2 separate regions of the Homo sapiens genome follow, and region 2 is linked to region 1. The links are chromatin loops, found by intact Hi-C in ENCODE. Cell type or tissue: K562. All regions are shown on one strand. Links, peaks and the distances in the headings refer to the core of each region. The heading gives the core; the rest is flanking DNA. Region 1 has its middle 38 kb from the start of TNPO3. Region 2 has its middle 10 kb from the start of KCP.

Region 1 (11,158 bases), core at 5,857-8,356:
TCGGCTTTTTGGTTACATTGCATATTTCAGGCTGGAAATATGCTGGACAGTGCTTGTAGTGTAGTGTCGTCAGTAGGACAAGTACCACCTCAAGGAGCTGTGGGTTGTCACAATGATTGAGGGACCCTACCACCCTTTAGGGGGCATGGGGCCAGGGTTGCTATGTTGTTCTGCAATGAATGTGACAATCCTGTAAAATAAAGACTTGTCCAGCTTTCGAATGTATCCTCAGATATTCATGTAGGTGAAAAACTGTCCATAATTATCTGAGCCTAAAACTCAGATAATGATTTAAAAAACATGTCAAAAATTAACACAGTTAATTTCCCTGGAATACAACTACCATATAAAAGATTATTGTACTTTGTTTCATTCACAGTTTTACCTAGAGCTGTTCACCAATGTGGAAAATTACGTCAGGGACAGCAGAGACAGTCTGTTTGTAGAGGAAAGTATCTAGCATTCCATTACATGTTCTAATACAGCTGTGCCCAGAATTTATTATTGTTTTCCTTATAATTATTTAGTTATTAATTATTCTATTTGTAATCATTGTAATTATTATTTTAGTTTGAGACAGAGTCTCGCTCTGTTGCCCACGCTGGAGTGCAATGGTGTGATCACGGCTCACTGCAGCCTCAACCTCCCAGGCCCAAGCAATCCTGAATGATCCTCCCGCTTCAGCCTCCCAAGTAACTGGGACCATCGGCACGTGCCACCACATCTGGCTATTATTTTTTTTAAAATTTTTGTAGAGACAGGGTCTTCCTATGTTGCTCAGGCTGTTCTTGAACTCCTGGGCTCAAGCGATCTTCCCACCTTGGCCTCCCAAAGTTCTGGGATTACAGGCATGAGTTACTGTGCCGGGCCAGTAATTATTTATTATAAATTACTATCCTTTTATTTCTCCTTTATATCATAGAGGCAATATATGGATTATCTTTTTTTTTTTTTTTAGAGATAGGGTCTCACTATGTTGCCCAGGCTGGAGGGCAGTGGCTATTCACAGGTATGAGCATGGCATATTACAGCCTCAAACTCCAGGGACTCAAGCAGATCCTTTTGCCTCAGCCTCCTGAGTAGCTGGGACTACAGGTGGGCACCACCGTGCTTGGCTTGATTATCTTTTGAAATTATAAATTTAATTTCATTGTAGTAAAGGGGATGATATAAAATATTTATTATAAAGGTGGAGGAATTCAATGGAGTTGAGAACTATTATGGTGAAATGAGTATTTGGTCAGGAAGTTGCAAAACGTTGAGAATCTTGGTTCTGCCACTTATTTCGAGCATGTCACAACCCCTCCAAGATGGCTTCCTTCTAGGTAAAACATAACCTCAGTCTTCTACTTTCCAGAGTACTTGCTGTATTAGCCAAATGAGATCATGCAAATACCGTACAGGTGTAAGGATTATCTCTCTATGTCGCTCATGAATAGAACTTGCTTGTTTGGGATTAAACTGAATTCTTAACAATGCTCTTATCACATTCATGGTGGATAAATTCAGACTTTAAATTGTTTGCCTAAAAGCCTTAAATAGGCACTTGACAAAAGAAGATATCCAAACCAAATGGCTGATAAGTTCCTGGAAAGGTGCTTTAGTTATTAGGGAAATGTAAATTAAAAGAACAAGGCAATAAATACTATTACTCACATACCAGGATAACTAAATGAAAAATAACATACCAATTGTTGTAAAGAACATGAAACTCTCATATATTGCTGATGGGAATATAAATTAGTACAATACTTTGGAAAGCTGGCAGTATCAGTGAAAGCAATCCTATGACCCAGCAATTTCACTCTTAGTTATGAAGCCAACAGAAATGTGTGCATATATTTCCCAAAAACTAAATACAAGAATGGGCTGTGATCGGCAGACTTGTGATCTGTAGGTACTTGGAGATCCGTAGGGAGAACACCAGGACACCCTAGAAGCTGGGAAGTGAGTCTGTTGACTTTCAGGGATGTGGCTGTATTCTCTCCAGAGGAGTGGGGATGCCTGGACCCTGCACAGCAGAATTTGTATAGGGATGTGTTGTTAGAGAACTACAGAAACCTGGCCTCCCTGGGTTTTGCTATATCTAAGTCAGACGTGATCACCTGCCTGGAGCAAAGGAAAGAGCCCTGGAATGTGAAGAGACAGGAGCCAGGAGCCAAACACCCAGTTATGTCTTCTCATTTCACTCAAGACCTTTTGCCAGAGCAGGGCATAAAAATTCATTCCAGGCCGGGCGCGGTGGCTCACACCTGTAATCCCAGCACTTTGGGAGGCTAAGGCGGGCAGATCACGAGGTCAGGAGTTTGAGACCAGCCAGTTCAAGACCAGCCTGGCCAACATGGTGAAAATCTGTACTAAAAATACAAAAATCAGCTGGGTATGGTGGTGCACACCTGTAATCCTGCTACTCAGGAGGCTGAGGCAGGAGAATTGCTTCAACCTAGGAGACGGAGGTTGCAGTGAGTGGAGATTGCACCACTACACTCCAGACTGGGCAACAGAGCAAGACTCCGTCTTGGAAAAAAAAAAAAAAAGATTCATTCCAAAAAGTGATACTGAAAAGATATGGAAGCTGTAGCCTTCAGAATTTACATTTAAGGAAAGACAGGAAAAGTTTGGGTGGACATCATTCATATACACTTTTCCACGGAAGATTAAGAACTCTGAAATGTAAGAGGCATGAAGAAAATCTAGGTGGACAGGCCATTTGTGATTTACTTTTAGGTTATGTAAGTGATGCATGAGAGACAGGGTTTTGCAATGTTGCCTAGGCTGGTCTTGAACTCCCGGTCTCAAGTGATCCTCCTGCCTTGGCCTCCCATAGTGTTGGGATTTCAAGCGTGAGCCACTGTGCCTGGCCTATTTCTCACTTTCATATATGATCTCTTCCTTTATTTTCATGGGTGCAGTTCACAGTCTACAGTTTTTATTCTTAGTTACCTAACTATAGCCAAGTCCTTGGTCATTCTCTCTAGAAAATTCTCAGAGACTGTGGAAGCTTTTGTTTCTGTTTTGTTTGTTTTGTAGCAATGGGGTCTCACTATGTTGCCCAGGCTGGTCTCAAAATCCTGGACTTGAGCCATCCTCCCGCCTCAGCCTCCCAAAGTGCTGGAATTACCGGTGTGAGCCACTGTGCCTGGTCTGCGGAAGCTTGTGGTTTGAAACATTTCTTCAGTGATTTTGGATGCAAACTTTATTCTGTGTTCAGAGCGGCCAGAAATGGAACTGTTACCACTTCCTGTCTCTGTAGTGTCTTCCACGCCATCACCATCAGCACTAGAAACTCCAGGTGCACAAGGTTAAAGTCAAAGTCCTAAAGCACTTCAGTGGCTTCCGTGTTGTATGCCATGTGTTAAACATGCTGGTAATCATCAGAGTTTGTATGCTTAGGACTAACTAGTGGAACAACAAAAACACCACAAGAACTATATATTTTTGATAATTTCAGCTAAGGTTATGACAAAGACACAGACTCAGTATTTGGAATACAGATATCCTTTCTTTTTTTTTTCTGAGACTCGCTCTGTTGCCCAGGCTGGAGTGCAATGGCATGATCTCGGCTCACTGCAACCTCCACCTGCAGGGTTCAAGCGATTCCCCTGCCTCAGCCTCCTGAGTAGCTGGGATAACAGGCACGTGCCACCACGCCCGGCTAATTTTTGTCCTTTTAGTAGAGACAGGGTTTCGCCATGTTGACCAGGCTGGTCTCGAACTCCTGACCTCAGGTGATCCATCCACCTCGGCCTCCCAAAGAGCTGGGATTACAGGTGTGAGCCAACCATGCCCAGCCTACTGCTATCCTTTCATAATGTGTTCCAAAGTTTTATTTACTTTTTTTGGCCAGGCATAGTGGCTCACACCTCTAATCCCAGCACTTTGGGAGGCCGAGGTGAGGGGAATGCTTGAGCCCAGGAATTCAAGACCCAGCCGGTACAACATAGTGAGATCCTGTCTCTACACACACCCTCCGAACAGCCAGGCATGATGGTGCACGCCTCTAGTTCCACCTAGCTGGGAGACTGAGGTGGGAGGATCGCTTGAGTACAGGAGGTAGAGACTGCAGTGAGCCATAATTTCACCTCTGCACTCCAACCTGGGTGACCTTGAGACCCTGTCTCAAGGAAAAAAAAAAAAAAAAAAAAATATATATATATATATATATATATATATATATATGTAGCTATATATAGGTAGATAGATATTGATATATAATTTATTTACTTTTTAAATTGTCAGATAAAATTTTATGCATTTATCATTTACAACATGATGTTTTGAAGTATATATACATTGTTGAATGCTTAATTCTAGCCAATTAAGTGCTTTACCTCACAGAGTTATGATTTTTGTAGTGACAGCACTTAACATCAAGTGTCTTAGCATTCTTCAAAGATAGAATATATCATCATTAACTACAGTCATCATGCTGTGTGACAGATCTCTTGAGCTTATTCCTCCTATCTAACTGTAATTAGGTGTGCTTTGGCAGACATCTCCCCAAACCTCCCCGTAAAACCCCAGCCTCTGGTAACCACCATTCTGCTCTCTGATTCAATGAGGTCAACTTGTTTAGATTCCACATATGAGTGAGATTATGAGGTATTTGTTTTTCTGTGTCTGGCTTATTTCAATTACCATAATGTCCTCCAGGTTCATCCACATGATTGAAAATGACAAGATTTTCTTTTCTTATGGCTGAATAATACTCCATTGTGTATATACACCACATTTTCTTTACCCATTCATTTGATTATGGACATTTTTAGGTTGATTTTTAATCTTGGCTATCATCAATAGTGCTGCAATAAACATGGAAGTTCAATAAATAAATAGGATTCATAATGCCTGTTGTTTTCTTATATCCATATATATAAATCATGTTTCTAGGTATATAAATGTCCCATTAATCCCTTTGATCACTCTAGAAAATGCTGTTTTTTCTTGAATACAAGAATGTTCAAAGAAGCACTCTTATAATAGCCCTAAACTATAAATATCCAAAATGTCTACCATGAATAAAATGGATACATTGTGGTATATTTCTACAATGGCATACTAGCACAATAGGAAAGAATGGTGTGCAACAACATAGATTAATTCACAGTGCTCAGCAAAAGGCATATATGTGAGTACATATTGTGTGATTCCTTCTATATGAAATTCAAAAGCAGATAAAATTAATCTATGATGTTAAAAATCATAATAGGAGTTACAGTGGGGGTGATTTGTGACTGGGAGGAACATGAAGGGGGGCATTAGGGAATGCTGGTAATGTTCTCTTTTTTGATCTGGAGGCTTAGTTACACAGGTGTACTCTGTGAAAATTATTTGAATGGTACATTTATGATTTGTGCATTTTTCAATTTTTGTTATAATTTGATTAATTTTTTTTTTTAGATGGAGTCTTGCTCTGTCACCCAGTCTGGAGTGCAGTGGTGCAATCTCTACCTGGTGCAACCTCTGCCTCCCGGATTTAAGCGATTTTCCTGCCTCAGCCTCTTGAGTAGCTGGGACTACAGGTGCACGCCACCATGCCCGGCTAATTTTTGTGTTTTTGGTAGAGATGGGGTTTCACCATGTTGGCCGGGCTGGTCTGGGACTCCTGATCTCAAGTGATCCACTCGCCTCAGCCTCCCAAAGTGCTGGGATTACAGGCCTGAACCACCACGGCCAGCCCATAATTTGATTATTATTTTTTTAAGTTAATTAACTAGCTGGGTGTGGTGGTACATGCCTGTAATCCCAGCTATTCGGGAGGCTGAGGCAAGAGAATCGCTTGAACCCTGGAGGCAGCGTTTGCAGTGAGCCAAGATCAGCACCACTGCACTCCCACCTGGGTGACAGAGTGAGACTCCATCTCAAAAAAATAGGCCTGGCGCGGTGGCTCATGCCTGTAATCCCAGCACTTTGGGAGGCTGAGGCTGGTGGATCACAAGGTCAGGAGATCGAGACTATCCTGGCTAACATGGTGAAACCCCGTCTCTACTAAAAACACAAAAAATTAGCCGGGCGTGGTGGCACTCCCCTGTAGTCTCAGCTACTCGAGAGGCTGAGGCAGGAGAATCGCTTGAACCCGGAAGGTGGAGGTTGTAGTGAGCCAAGATCGAGCCACTGCACTCCAGCCTGGGCGACAGAGGGAGACTCCATCTCAAAATTAAATTAAATTAAAAGTTAATTAACTAGCCAGACTAGTTACACTACTGTACACTAGGTACACTAGTGTGTACCTGTAATCCTAGCTACTTGGGAGGCCGAGGTGGGAGGACTGCTTGAGCCCAGGAGTTCAAGTCCAGCCTGGGCAACACACTGAGACCCCTGTCTCTTAAAAAAAAAAAAACAGTTGATGAAACAAAAATAATTGTTTAGCGGCCTTGTGCCGCTTTGGTCATATGTTTTGCTCTCTCTTCTTGTGACCAAGCCCTGGCAAGTTTAAGACTCTATTTGTGACCACAAAGCTAAGGGGTCCTTACAGGGGTGAAGGTTATGATCTCAGCTCCAAGATAACTGGTCCTGGAACCTAAACCAAGGGTGTGGGCAGGCCTACCCTTTTGCAAAATACTAGAAAGGCATTTGTAATTTTTTTTCAGTTTTTTTTTGTTGTTGTTGTTTGTTTGTTGTTTTTTCCATTTTTTTCTTCTCATTCTGGAAGAGGAAGAGAAGTGAGAAAAGGCAGTGAGAGTGGCTTACATAAGATGAAGTTTGTGAAAACACCTTGTAAACTGCAGGTTTTCTCATTACAAAGCAGTTTTTAATAGTGGGCAACGATAAGTGGGAGAACTGGGTTTGGGAAGCAGAAAGGGTGAGGAAAAAGAGAAAAAGTCATAATGAAGAGCGTCCCTCTGGTGATACCTTTTTTCCCTCCTTGCACCTGCCTTGGATCCAAGAAGAGCTTCCGGTCTTTGTTACAGTCAGCCCCTGGCGTCTGTTCCCCTAGCCAGGCGGAGTCCCGCTTTCTACCGCAAGAGGGCGATATGGCCACACTGAGCTGGGACCCAATTGCAGAATTGAGAGGAGTCGCTGTGGCCTGGGTTTAATCTGGCTTTGAGGGCTAGACCCCCGACTGGCCAAACCCTCCTCTGTCCCCTCCTGCCCCAAGCCAAGCTATGGAGAAACTGTGGAGCAGAAGAGCAGGGAGGCATTTCGCAAGTTGCATTTCATCTCTGGCGCATTGAAATTTAGGGCATGGGGTTGGGAAATTTGAGGGTGTTTTTTTTTCTTCCTGTGGTCTCATGGAGAATAAAATGTGCATTGCCTCTGCAAAGAGCTTGAAGACCAGGGCCAGGAATCAAAGTCCTTCTGGACCAGGGTCACGGGGGCTTTCAAAAGTGGAATGCTGGCCGGGCACGGTGGCTCACATCCGTAATCTCAGCACTTTGGGAGGTCGAGGCAGGCCGATTACTTGAGGTCAGGAGTTCAAGACCAGCCTGGCCAACATGGGGAAACCCTGTCTCTACTAAAAATACAAAAATTGGCCAGGCGTGGTGGTGGGTGCCCGTAATCCCAGTTACTCGGGAGGCTGAGGCAGGAGAATCGCTTGAACCTGGGAGGTGGAGGTTGCAGTGAGCAAAGATCCCACCACTGCACTCCAGCCTGGGCGACAGAGCGAGACTCCTTCTCAAAAAAAAGAAAAGAAAAGAAAAGAAAAGAAAAAAGAAATAAAGTAGAATATTGACACAATAGGCTTTTTAAAAAAACAAAATTTTCCCCACTGTTGAATGGTTTTCTCCTTCACTTTTCCTTTCCCAATGCTGCAGCCCACTTCTCTTCAACAACCTCACCTGAATCACACACATCAGAGCCAGAAGGGACCTAAAAGACCATTTGCTCCTGTGCTGCTCAAATTGTGCCCAATTGTCACTAGCACCAGAATCAGCTGTGCTTGTTAAAATGCAGATTCCAGGACCCTGACTCAGACGCCACTGGGTGGGTCAGAAACCTACATTTTAAATGGGCACGCACCCTCCTCCAGTATATACATGTGGTTATCCATGCGCACTAAATTTTGAGAAGTTCTTTAGTTCAGCTCTTTCCATTTACAAGGGAGGAACAAATCTCAGAGGTCAAGTGTCATGCCCAAGGTTATCCGGCAGAGTGGCAGCATCACTAGGACTGAAATCAAGACCCTGTACCCTGACCTCACATCAGGGTAAGTTTTTACTCCACGTTTCTGAGAGCCCTAGAGTTTTGAAGAGGTGCTTCAGAGGTTCTGCAAATATTTAATTGCAAAGTGACCTGTTTAAAAGAAAACAGAAATTTGGCATTTGCAACTTCTTATTATGTGAATCAGGATTTTAAAAAACCTTGTGGTTGCAAGGATCAGCCATCATGTTCATTTAATGTTATTGAGATCACTGCAAAAGTCCTACCTTTATTACTGGCTGACTTAGATAAAATAAACGGTTGAAATGCCACTTTTATTTATCTATTGGAATTCTTTTTAAAGTTTCATACGACAAAGCAATTCTACTGCTCTATATAAAATGTATTGGGCAATCACTAACTCTGCGAGCACAGTGTTAAGCACTGTGGAAATAAACAAAAACCACCCAAGTGAGAAGAAACAGAAGCTGTTTATTCAGCGCTTGCTTTAGCCAGGGTCTCAGCCACCATCACTCGCATTTGTCAGAGACTCAGGCAGGCAGGGCTGTGCAAAGCTTTATAGTGAAAAAAAGGGAAGTCTTCAGCTATGCCTTGATTGGAGCTTGTTGGCATGGGAAAGCTAGAGGTAGGCTGACTAGAAATTGAGCATCCAGTGTGATTGGATTGGGGACCATATTTGGCTTTCTGTGCTTGGTCCTGAGTTGGAAGTGGGGGCAGAAGTTAGGGCAGCTGCACTTACTGACTTGGTCAAGTTCTGACTGTTCTGGGATGATTGCTGCAGAGGCTGTGGTTTGGCTTCCTGGATGGGTTGCTGCAGAGGTTGTGGCCCAGAGTTCTATTGTCATATATGATCTGGCCATTGTCTGTTTGTATTTTCATTCTCTCAGCCTTATCTGCATTACTTCATCTAAGCCCTTTCACAACCCCATGAGATTGATAATATTATTATTTCAGCTTTGTGAATGAGAAATGGAATTGCAGAGAAGTTAGGTAACTTGGCCAAAGTCAGACAGTTATGAAGAGGTAAAGATAAAACTTGAACCTAGGCAGACTGACCTCAGAGCCCTGGGTTTCTGTCTCAGCTTTACAGGGAAAAAAAAATTATAGAAACTGACAAACTGTCTAAAAATTCCCATGAAAATGCAAAGGATCTAGATTAGCCAAAACATCTTTGAAAGAGAATAACAAAGTTGGAGGGCTAACACCACCTGATTTCAAGGCTTCATAAAAAATAATAGTCATCAAGATGAGGTGCTATTAACATCATGATAGACAGCTCAAATAGAACAGATCAAATGGAACAGAATAGAAAGTTCAGACACACATACACACACATATACAATTGATTTTTAAAAAGACCCAAAGGCAATGAGAAAGGATAATTTCTAATGAATAGTTTCAGTGAGTTGGGCTAGAACAGTTGGATAGCTATATGCAAAAAAAGAAAAAAAGAACTTCAATTCATACCTTATACCACGTATAAAAATTAAGTCAAAATCGATTATGCACCTAAGTGTAAAATCTAAAACTATAAAACTTCTAGAAAACATAGAAGTAAAATCTTTGTGACCTTTAATTAGATAATATGTCTTAGATATTACACTAAAAGCACAGTCAATAGGAAATAAATTTGATAAATTGGACTTCATCAAAATTAAAAACTTCTTTTCCTGAAAAGATGCCATGAGAAGAATGAAAAGACCAGCCACTGACTGGGAGAAAATATTTGCAAAGCCCATATCTGATAAAGGATGTGTATCCAGAATATATAAAGAACTTTGGAAATCAAATAAGAGCAAAGAATTCAACTTTTTTTCAAAAAGTAGGCAACAGATCTAAACAGTTATTTCACCAAAAAAATGGATGGCAAATAAGCACATGAAAAGATGTTCAACATTATTCACATTAAGGAAATATAAATTAAAATCACAATCAGAAACTACTGCATACCTATTAGATGTCTGATTAAAACCATGTGTTAATAAGAGTGCAGAGGAACTAGAACTCTCATACACTGTTGGTGGGAATGTAAAATGATAAAACCACTTTGGAAAACAGCTGATCAGTTTCTTAAAAAGTTAAACATACTTACCATATGATCTAGCCTTTCCACCTCTGTGTATTCACCCAAAAAAAGCACATATTCATACAAAGACTTGCACACAAATGTTCATAGTAGCTTTATTGTTTTCTTCCTCAACTTTATTGAGGCATAATTGACAAATAAAAATCATAGCAGCTCTTTTTTTAAGAGATAGGGTCTTGCTATGTTGCCCAGGCTGGACTCGAACTCCAGGGCTCTAGTGATCCTCCTGTCTCAGCCTCTCAGGTAACTGGGATTACAGGCAGGTGCCAGCACACCTGGCTTGAAGCTTTATTTTTTAATTTAATTTAATTTAATTTAATTTAATTTAATTTAATTTTTTGAGACGGAGTCTCACTCTGTCGCCTAGGCTGGAGTGCAGTGGCATTATTTTGGCTCACTGCAAGCTCCACCTCCTGGGTTCACGCCATTCTCCTGCCTCAGCCTCCCAAGTAGCTGGGACTACAGGTGCCGGCCACCATGCCCGGCTAATTTTTTGTATTTTTTAGTAGAGATGGGGTTTCACCGTGTTAGCCAGGATGGTCTTGATCTCCTGACCTTGTGATCTGCCTGCCCCGGCCTCCCAAAGTGCTGGGATTATAGGCGTGAGCCACCGCACCTGGCCTGAATTTTATTTTTTATTTTTATTATTATTTTTTATTTTTATTTTTATTTTTTGAGACGGAGTCTCGCTCTGTCGCCCAGGCTGGAGTGCAGTGGCGGGATCTCGGCTCACTGCAAGCTCCGCCTCCCGGGTTCACGCCATTCTCCTGCCTCAGCCTCCCAAGTAGCTGGGACTACAGGCGCCCGCCACTACGCCCGGCTAATTTTTTGTATTTTTAGTAGAGACGGGGTTTCACCGTTTTAGCCGGGATGGTCTCGATCTCCTGACCTTGTGATCCGCCCGCCTCGGCCTCCCAAAGTGCTGGGATTACAGGCGTGAGCCACCGCGCCCGGCCGAATTTTATTTTT
Region 2 (11,158 bases), core at 4,261-6,760, 170 kb after region 1:
GCCCATTCTTTTGAAGTGATAACCAAGCGTAAAATTTTTGCAAAACTTTAGGAAAGTAAATGGAGGTATTATCAGAGTCATATGGCATCTGTTGTCCTAATGTTGTATCATACTATTTCATATTAATTTAAATTTATTGTATCATGTTTCATCATGTCACCAATTGTAATTATGCAAATATTATGTACCACTAAGAAAAAAAACTGCCAAATAAACCAATACAATATTTTTATCTGTGTTTTAACTTTTCTATTTAAATGGCCTTTTGAATTTATTTAGACAAACATGTTAATTATATATAATTCTTGTGAATAAACAAGGGGAAATGTAAGAGAAATAAAAAATTAAAATTATTAAAAATTATATATATATATATATATATGATGATGAAGGGGCTCAGAAGTTTATTAGTCAAACTTCCAGGCAGATGAGTAGAGCAGAGACAGAAACTCTACCCTAAACTAGTAGTTCACAGTGACTATGCTGATGCCCAGAGGTTTGTCCTGATCAGTTCTGAAATGTCTTGCAACGAATTTCTTACAGCAATAAACCACCAAAGTTTTTGAATGATTTACTTTTTAAAATACAGAATGTTGATTTATCGTTATCCACTTTAATTAAAAATGTTAATTACTCTGGTTTGTTTGATTTCCAATGTATTTCATATATATATATTATTTCCTACATATATATATAGCAAACAGCAACCATAAGAAAACTGGTGGGGCTGTATTACTGTCAGACAGAGTAGATTTAAAATTTTTTTAATTACTGAAGATAAAGAGGGACATTTTACAATGATAAAAGTGTAATCCATCAGGAAGATGTGATAATTATAAACATACATGCAACTAACATCAGAGCCATACTTCACACAATATATAAAAATTAACTAAAATGGATCAAAGACCTATATAGAAGAGCTAATACTATAAAACTCCTATAAGTAAATATAAGGATAAATCTTCCTAACCTTAGATCAGATAATGATTCCTTTAAAATGACACCAAAAGCACAAGCAACAAAGAATAAAACATAAATTGGATTTCATCAAAATTAAAAACTTTTGTGCTGCAAAGGACACCATCAAAAAAAGTGAAAAGACAACCGACAGAATGGGAGAAAATATTTGCTAACCATATGCCTGATAAGCAACTTGTATCTAGAATATATAAATAACTGTTACAATTGAATAATAAAAAGACAAAAAGACAAATAGCTCAGTTTAAAAGTAGGCAAAGGATCTGAATAGATGCTTCTCCAATTAAAATATATGTGTCTAATGAGTACATGAAAAGATGCTCAACATCATTACTCATTAGGAAAATGTAAATCGAAACCACAGTAAAATACCACTCACACTTACAGGATGGCTATAACAAAAAAGACAGATAATAAGAAGTATTGTCAAGAATGTGGAGAAATTGGAACCCTCACTTACTGCTGTTGTGTGTGAAATGTGCAATAGTGCAGCCACTTTGGAAAACAGTCTGGCAGTTCCTCAAAAGCTTAAACATAGAGGTCGGGCGTGGTGGCTCATGCCTGTAATCCCAGCACTTTGGAAGGCCGAAGTAGTCAGATCACTTAAGGTCAGTAGTTTGAGACCAGCCTGGCCAACATGGTGAAAGCCCGTCTTTACTCAAAATACAAAAATTAGCCGGGTGTGGTGGCACACTCCTGTAATCCCAGCTACTCGGGAGGCTGAGGCAGGAGAATTGTTTGAATCTGGGAGGTGGAGTTTGCAGTGAGCTGAGATCGTGCCACTGCACTCCAGCCTGGGTGATGGAGCAACACTCCGTTTAAAAAAAAAAGACAAAAAAAGCTTAAACATAGAGTTACCATATAATGCCACAATTCTATTCCCTGTTACAGATGAAAGCACATGTCCACACAAACTTTGTATATGAATGTTTAAGCAGTATTCTTCATAACAGCCAAAAAGGAGAAACAACCCAAATGTCTATCAACTGATGAATGGATAAAATATGGTATATAAATGCAATGGAATATTATTTGTCAATAAAAAGGAATGAAGTACTGCTACATGCTACAACTTAGGCGAGCCTTGAAAACATGCTACATGAAAGAAGTCGGACACGAAAGACCACATATTGTATGATCCTGTTTAAATACAATGTTCAGAATAGGCAAATCCACAGAGAAAAAAAAATGTAAATTTGTGGTTTGCTTTGGGAGAGGATAGGGTACAGGATTTCTTTTCGGGGTGATGAAATTTTCTAAAATTGATTGTGGTGATGGTTGCACAACTCTGTGAATATATTGAATTTTTTCTTTTTTTTTTTGAGTCAGGGTCTCGCTTTGTCACCCAGGCTGGAGTGCAGTGGTACAATCATGGCTCACTGCAGCCTCAACCTCCCAGGCTCAAGCAATCCTCCTACCTCAACCTCCCAAGTAGCTGGGACTACAGGCATGTGCCACTATGCCTGGCTAATGTTTTATTTATCTTTTTTTGTAGAGACAGGGTCTTGTTATGTTGCCCAGGCTGATCTCAAACTCCTGAATTTAAGTAATCCTCCCGCCTCAGCCTCCCAAAGTGCTGGGATTACAGGCATGAGCCACTATGCCCAGCCTAAACTATTAAATTGTATACTTTAGATGGGTAAATTGTATGGTATGTGACTTATATCTCAATAAAGCTGTTACAAAAAAGGGGAGCGCCCTGAGATCACCACTGGGTGCCAGGACATCTGGTGCCCTGGGAGGGCCCCAGCTGCGGTTTTGATCCACTGGCCTCTAACTACCCCCTTGCATTGGACGCTCCTACTTCATATTACTTAGCAGCAGCAGCTGCCATTCCATGGCCTCGGCTGCTGTCTAAGGTCCTGTTTCCCTCTAAACAGTGGGGTGGGACTTATGGTGCTGTGAGGACAGGCTGTTGTCCAGAGGACCCTTGGCTAGTCTTGACCCAAGCTCCTGAGAGATAATGTCTCCTCTGGCCAGCCAGCCGGGGAAGGCAAATATTGGCAATTCAGGGCCTGACTACTAACGGAGTCAAGAGAATAGCTGACAGGTGCTGAGCTGCTCCAAAGCATAGGGCCCTTGGCAGGTGTAGGCTATACGCCCTCCTCACCCAGCCCCCAGGCTGCTCAACGCCAACAGGTTTGTCTGTTGGGGGTCTGAATTCTGCAGCCACAAATCAAGATCACAGGAGCAGGGGCCAAAGGGGCTTCTGAGTCTCAGGACCGCCCCCCAACCCAATTCCTGGGCACTGCATATGGTTTGAGGCAGTTAGAGGAGAGACCCCCTGTGTGTGCCCATCCAAATAACCCCCAGGGCCATTCTCCCCACCAAAAAAGCAGGGGAGTGCAGAGATGGCAAAGCCCAGCTCCCAGGGCACCCCTGGGCTGGCGCCCGAGGAGATAAGCCTGGATGCCGTAGCAGAGGGAAGACCCAGTGCTGTGGAAACCATGGAGAAGCTGAATTTCTCAGTGTGCCGAGAAGCCACTTGGAAGGTATGGGGCAGGTACAGGGGCTGGGGGGTGCCAGCAGAGGTCTCTATTGTGGCGGAGAGTCTGGGGCCCGCCAGAGCTGGGTTGGAGAACCAGCTCCTCTCCTCTGCCTGAGCCTCTTAAATTATCCAAGTCCCAGTTTCCTGGGGACCATCATAGCACCTACCTCCTAGCTGTGAGCACAAATCACCATTGTCCGTGTAACCCACCTGGCATGGGCCTGGTGCCCATAGAGGACTCGGCCCAGGAGTCATTATCACTGCCCTATCGGGTGCAGAGGGGGGCTCCTGAAACCGGGGCTGCTACAGGGGGAGCTTGGTGCCTCACAACTCTAGGGGGCCTTATTCACATCATAGCCATTGCGGATCTGTTATAAAACTTTCTCAGCCCGTGGAAGTAAATTGTCTCAAGAACTGGGGCCTTCAATGTCTAAATATGTGCTGCCCAGTACGGTAGTCACTAGCTACATATGGCTAGTTACATTAAAGTGATGAAATTAATTAAAATGAAAAATTCAGACACTCAGTTGCTCTAGCCGTATGACAGGTGCCAATAGCTTTATGTGGCCACTATATTGGACAGCACAGATCTAGAACATGTCCATCATCGCAGACAGTCCTACTGGACTGTGAGGGGGGGCACTGTGGAAGTTTGAGAGCAAGGCCAGGAAGGACAGGAAGAGCCGTGGTGGGAAGAGAAAATGCCAGGCGGGGAGCACACTTCCCCAAACCTCTTAGCTTCTCCGTACCCTAATAGGATCCCCAGGTGTCAGCCTTTGAGAAGTCAAAAGGGATTAAAGAAGCCCCAGGTGCGAAGAGGCATGAGGCTCTACTGGCAAGTTTTCCTCCAGGCTGCAGAACCTCCAGGCTTGGCGGGGGGTCACTGTGTGAGTGCCTGTAAACCTCCTGCCCAGTCCCCAGGGGCAGGCTGTGGCATGGGGTTCAGATATGCCATGTGGCTGGGTGCAGTGGCTCACACCTGTAATCCCAGAGCTTTGGGAGGCTGAGGTGGGAGGATAGCCTGAGTCCAGGAGTTCGAGACCGTCCTGGACAACATAGGGGGAGACCCCGTCTCTACAAAATTAAAAAATAAAGAAAACTAGCCAGGCATGATGGCACACACCTGTAGTCCCAGCTACTTGGGAGGCTGAGGTGGGAGGATTGCTTGAGCCCAGGCGGTCGAGGCTGAGGTGAGCTGTGATTGCACCACTGCACTCCAGCCTGGGTGACAGATCAAGACCCCCCCAAAAAATAAATTTAAAAAATATATATTTTAGTAAAATTTATTGTATATATTACATATAAAAAGATATACATCTTTTTTTATATGTTTATTATATATAGTTCTATATATATATATTGCAATCTGAGTGCATTGGTCTTTCTATACTGGAAACAAAAAAAACTCACACACACTCCTCAAATCCCAGCAGGTTCCATCCAACAAGGAAGTATTGGGTCCCAACCCTGAGTGTGACCCGGCCGGCCAGGGGTGTGGATTGACATTTCGTACTTGAGTGGGCAACACTGCCGCTTGGCACTGTGCCTGGAATGCAGTGAGGTGGACCTGTTGGGGCATTTTAAGGACGGGCAAAGGAAATTCCTCCCGGGAGGGGACTGGTGGGCTACATAGTCTGAATTTACGAAAGATGTCGCCAGGCTGTGAGATAAGAGTTGTGGGATTAGAATCTCAGATCTCTGATAAAAAGCACATCCCCCCGCCCACTGGGGCTGCTCAGCTGGCCCGTCAGCTTATTTCATTTATCACAACTGTCGTGATTTAAAAGATATCAAATGAAGCAGAAAAATCTAATCATTTACTAATCCCTTCTCTGCCTCCCTCCCCACAGTGACCTTTTGCTTCTAGCCACCAAACTCAGAGAAAAAACCAACCTGCTACTGTGAAGAGTGCAACCCAAAGGTGGTAAGAATGGGGAGTCCCTTATGCTGGGGTCTCCTGTGTGCCAGGTACAACACACACAGGTGTGAACCAATGTATTAAGTTTGCCCGGTCGAATTATCCCAGCTTAAGGTAGGGGGTATTACTTCATTTTACAGATGAAGGGTTTGGGCTTAGGGGTGGTTGAGTAACTCGGTGGAGCGAGTGGATAAGGTTAGCCTATCAATTAAGGACCCAGGAGGAAACAGAATTCCCCCAAAAACGATTTAGCTAAAGAGAATGTAAAGAAGGAGCTGTTCACAGATCTGCAGACATGGTTATAATGACCAGCAAGGAATGTTGAGGCCCCCCAGGGACTAACAGTAGCAGGAAACCACTGCCACCTCCCGGTTCGAGGGGACAAGAGGAAGGAATAGTGTAACATCGGGAGCCCAGGCAGAGCAGAAGGAGGTCGGGAAAGAAATACCCCAACCATTCTCCCTCCTGCCCCCTCATCCCCTGCTGGGGCCTCTCATTGGTGGAACCAATAGGAAACCAGAAGGCATGAAAGCACAGAGTGATGCCGTCTGTAGGAGACCAAGAGGGACAGGGAATAAATGGCAGAGGAGGAGAGGAGGGAGAATTAGAGGACACTCAGGGCAGTTAGTAAGTGGGAGCACAGGAATTGAATTCTGAACTCACTGACTCTGAACTGCGCCCGCCTCAGCATCATATGCTGCTACTGCGGCCATATGCCTCCCAGGGGCCCACGCATCACGGTAAGGGAACCAGCAGTGTCCCCACAGAGGGGCTTCCAGGCCAAGCGAGGACTCAAACCTGGGCCCAAGCCATTCCTTCTTTCTTTCTCTAGCCAAATCCTCTTCTTGTAAAGAAAGAGCTGTTTCTGGTCAGAAAGGCTGCACCACGGTCCCCCCAGCCCAGCAGAGAAAAACAGGCCAGATGCTTATTCCAAGCCTGACATTTGTGTGGACCTGAGCCCAGTGCTCATGTGGTTCCCTTTACCAGGAGTCTCATTTCCCAGAAGGTTCTGGGCAGGACCCTGTCTCATTCACCACTGTACCCCTGCATCGAGCACAGTGCCTGGCACCCAAAAAAGAGGCACACAGTGATCATACTCAACTGTGGAACTCAAGTGCCTTGCAAATAACACCCTTTCCTCAGGGCCCTGGGCTTTCACTTTATAGGGTGAGTTTTCCAGAAGCTTCTTTACCTTCTGTTGCAGATTTTTAAAAAATGTTAACATTGACTTTTCGGTTTGGACCTCAGAGGGAGATGATGATTATGACAATGAAAATAATAACAGATTGTGGTGCTTAAAATGTGCTGGGCACTGTAAAAAGTTTTCTGTGTGTATTATCCTACTTAACACCTGTGCTGGCCATCTCTTATGCAAATCCTCTCAGCTGTACCTCATTCCAGTTGTACACAGTTTGCAAGCAGCTCCACACAGTGCACCCTGACAGCGTCTCTCCTGAGGTCCTGGCTGCAAATCTACCTCTCTCATTTTGGAATTTCTCTGATGCACAGCATTGGATACCCTCGGGAACCCATGTGGGCACTGGCTCATGCATAACTGGGAGCAAGCTAATGCCCTGGGGGCCTCCCAGTGCCGATGGCTTCTACTGCCTGCCTGCCTTTCACATGGCTCCCCAGGTCCTGCAGGACCGGATGCTGATGCCCACCGCAGTGGTCGGCTCCATTGCATAATGCACCCTTGTATTGGCTCTCCATCCTTCCCAGTTTCACACTTCCAATCCTCCCTCCTGCTCCTGGGGATCATATTCCAAAATCAGCCTGCATGCAAGCCTTTGTCTCAGGCTCTGATTTCCAGGAACCCAGGCTAAGACAATCGTTTTTTATTTGTTTGTTTGTTGTTGTTTTTGTTTTGTTTTGTTTTTGAGACAGTCTCACTCTGTCACCCAGGCTGGAGTGTAGTGGCACTAATCTCGGCTCACTGCAACCTCCATCTTCTGGGTTCAAGTGATTCTCCTGCCTCAGCCTCCCAAGTAGCTGGGATTACAGGTGCCCGCCACCACACCCGGCTACTTTTTGTATTTTTAATAGAGACAGAGTTTCGCCATGTTGGCCAGGTTGGTCTCGAACTCCTGACTTCAGGTGATCCACCCACCACAGCTTCCCAAAGTGCTGGGATTACAGGCATGAGCCATCACACCCAGTCTGACAATCCTTAACGAGAGCAAAGACAGAAGTGCTCTTATTACCCCTGTTTCGTAGGGGAGGACCTGAGACTTAGGTTCAATAACTTGCCAAGATCATATGGCAAGTAAGGGGCAGAACCATTGGAAGGTTAAAAAAAAAATGCTCCTCTCAGGGAGGGGGAGAACGATTTGCCAAGAGATTGTAGGAGGATTTCTGGCAATGTCCAGTGCTCATTGATATTTGTGGCCACGAGTCTGCCATGGAAGCAATGGAGTGGTGAGATGCTGTCCAGCAATATTCAGGGGCTCTGACAGAGGCATGAAGAGGGCAGGTGGGGGTGCTGGGGTGTGGGACTGGGCAGAGCAGGGGGTGAGCTGGGCAAGAAGCAGCTGAGAGTCACAGTGACCAGGGATGGCGAGGAGGCTAGGACTTCTCATGACGATAACATTTCTAGGGAGAACACCTAGTAGGTCGTGCCAAGGATAGGGCCAGGCTACTTGGCTGGAGGTCAGTGTGGACAGGCCTGGCCAGGCCCCAGGATCCTAAGGACCTCAAATTGATTCCATTCTCTACAGCTTATTCCCACTGTGACTCTGAGCTTATGCTAAAAAATTGTGCTGTTTATTTGAAATTCAAATTTAACAGGACATTCTGCATTTTTATTTGCTAAATCTGGCAACCCTATCCCGCCATGAGCCAGTAACACCTCCCTGCATAGCCATGACCTCCTCTTCCTCCCAGCTCTCTTCATGTCCCTGGCACCACTGCTATCCTAGTGTCCCAAGCTCGGCCTCCACTATTCCAGGGGATCCAGCCAGTCACCGGCTCCTGCCCGTCCTTTAGAAACATCCCCCTTTCTCCAGCCCACTGCCATCCCTGGCTCCATGCCTAGACAACTGCTGTCACAGCCCCGACGCCTCTGTCTGCATCTAGCCCCCACCAGGTGAATATTCCTCAAGCGCCCCCTTGACCATGCCACAGGCTGCTTCAGCCTTCAATACCCCCCACTGCCCATAGAAAAAAGTCCTAATTGCAAGGCTTACAGCAGCCTGTTCCCACTGGCCTTCCCACATGGACTTCCTGCAACCCACCTCTCTCCACCCTGTCCTTGTGCCCAGAGGACCCTCACGTACTCCTTCTCCTTCAGGTGGAACCCCACTTTCCCATGAAGACCCAGCTCAAAGGACCCATTGTCTGTAAAGGCCCCCTGACTGCCCAGCCTCGACGGGCTTCCCCTGCCTCCTGTGCCCTCCTCTGGCAAAATACACACTGCACTGCCTTCTACACCTCCTCTTAATCTGCTCATTGGGTCTTCAATCTTGTGGTAGCTTGGCTATGAGCTTATCTTCTCAACTAGATTGGAGGCTCCCTGAGGGCAGGAAAAAGATTTTGTGCCTGTTTCCCCATGGTCTCTGGCTCAGTCCCAGGCCAGAGCCAGTATCTGCTGACTTGTGTATGGGTTCTGCACTCCCCTGGCCACTGTCAGGAGTGAGTGGGTAGGCACCCCTGGGCATGTCCCAGGCTCGCTGACTCTCAGGTGGCAGGCCGTGGCTGTGGACATGCAGGAGATGGGGCTGAGGCTGGCAGGAGGCTGACCTGGCTCACAGTGCAGGCAGCATGCTCCTGGCTCAGGGCAGGGTCCTCTTGGGCATGGCTTCTGGTTGCAAGTGATGGTCCCTTCCTGTGGGAGCAGACTGAGGTGGCTGCACAGGCATCAGAGCCCTGGAGGGCAGGGCCTCTGGAAGCAAAACCTCAGCCCAGGCGGGGACATGTCATAGGGGCAAGAGGATGAGTTGGCTCTGTGGATGTGGGCTACCCTCTGTGTAAAGGCAGAAAAGAGACATCCTGCCCCAACCCGAGTCGTCTCTTGATGTTTTTTGTTTTGTTTTGTTTGAGACAGGTTCTCAATGTATTGCCCAGGCTAGAATACAGTGGCTCCATCATGGCTCACTGCAGTCTCGACCTCCCCATCTCAAGTGATCCTCCCGCCTCAGCCTCCAGAGTAGCTTGGGACTGCAGGCGCTCACCATGACGCCTGGCTAATTTCTTTTTATTATTTTTGTAGGGACTGGGTCTCCTTATGTTGCCCATGCTGGTCAGCTTCTGGACTCAAGCAATCCTCCTGCCTGGCCTTCCCAAAGTGCTGAGATTACAGGCGCAAGCCACCACCTGGCATCCTAATGCTCTTGACCCGGGAAACCATCTCTTTCAGGTGCCAGAGCTCAACGATAGCATGGACTGGGGAAGACCTGCGGACCCTTCAGAGCTGGGGGGAGTCGGGGGGCGGGGCGCGGAGCGGAATTTGAGGTTATGGAATTACTATTTCCCTGTTCCAGACTGCCGAAGAAGCCCAGTGGTCGTCTAGGCCACCGCGCTATCTGTCTGGCGTCTCCTTACAGGCCCTGGGCCTGGCCCAATGCTCCCTCCAGGTCAGTAGTCACCGGTAAGTGCCAGCCTCCTCGAGTGGTCCCTCCGGTCGGGGCCGGCGCGGTGCAGAAGAACCCAGCGCAGCCCGGGCAGAGTCAGCTCGGCCCCGCCGCCCCACCAGTGCTCAAGGGCGCAGCCACGCAGGAGCATCGCAGACAGGTGGGTCCCGGCCGCCGCTCTCTCCTCTCCGCGTCCCCGCGTCCCCGCGTCCCCGCGTCCGGAAGGTGGTGGGAGCGGTACCGGCTGTTGCCCACCCACAAGTCTAGGCCTCAACCAGGGCCCGCGCCCCTCAGGCACCTGCGGGCGACCGGATGAAGACTGGAGTAGGGCGGGGTCCGCGTCCAGCTGCGCCTGGAGACCGAGCTTCGGTGGGTGCCTACAGCAGGGCGCGCCCCGCCGGCCTGGGACCTCCCAGGCGCCCCTCACGCCCCGATCCGTTTGAGGTGCTGGCGCCCAGGGAACCCCAAGGCCCAGGCGGCGAGGTCGGCACCGCAGCTGGGGGCGCAGGCTCTGCTGCTCCCACCCCCCCACCCCCACCCCGCCATCGCCCAGAATGGGGGCTCCCAGGCGCCCTGCTGGAGGCTGGCTTGGTCCACAGAGGAGCGAGGCCCGATCCTTACTTTCGATGCACTCGCCCTCGCTCTTCCCGGGTCACCCTAACCCTTTCGGAAAAAAAGGTGGAGGTTTAAAGCGTTCATCCCCCGGGATCTTCAGGCCAATGGCAGGAATTGTGCAAGAGTTTGGGGGAAGATAGTGTCAGGTAGAGGCTCCGTCCGTCCCTGGGCTCGCGGCCGGGAATGGTAGACGCCGGCCCCCAGAGCAGCGGAGAAGGATGGGGCGCAATAGTTCCTGGGCTGGTTTCTGTAGGTCTTGTCCCAGAACTTAAGAAGGCAACAATGAAGAGGCTGAACGTGGAGGAAAAGTGAGACTAGCATGGCTGGGATTTGGAGGAAGATGGCGAGGACCAGCGCTGGCCTTGAGCGGTTGTCTCCGGACCCGGGAGGGCGGGAGCAGGTGCCCGGGAGCAGAGGCGGGAGTGGGGGACTTTCCCCAGCCTCGCGGCCCCGCTGGACACAGCAGGGCGAGGACCGGGGTGCTGCTCTAGCAGCCGAGGAGCGTCCCTGGGGGTGAGGGTGGCTCCACGGGCTGGCCCAGGGGGTGTGCCCCCGCGGAGCCAGCGGGAGGGGTGGGGGCGGAGGGGA

Evidence for each region. Peaks named below come from ENCODE experiments on the same cell type or tissue, not always from the same donor. Only the 100,000 strongest peaks of a DNase experiment are listed, where the experiment ranks them.
Region 2: it touches region 1 in a loop (6-fold over the local background); 8 of 110 quality-filtered maps call a loop at or near these places.

The regions. Positions count from the first base shown.
Region 1 is chr7:129,087,489-129,098,646 of GRCh38, reverse strand. It overlaps the pseudogene LOC112267982. Among named protein-coding and RNA genes, the nearest start is that of TNPO3, 38 kb to the right of the region's middle. RefSeq lists enhancers at 3,366-3,415, 8,640-8,789. In K562, for the core only: a CTCF peak has its summit at 6,965 (motif pointing right); a DNase peak (open chromatin) is centred at 6,946.
Region 2 is chr7:128,915,245-128,926,402 of GRCh38, reverse strand. No RefSeq gene overlaps it. Among named protein-coding and RNA genes, the nearest start is that of KCP, 10 kb to the right of the region's middle. In K562, for the core only: a CTCF peak has its summit at 5,751 (motif pointing left); no DNase peak of the experiment used is centred there; H3K27me3 peaks cover 2,291 bases.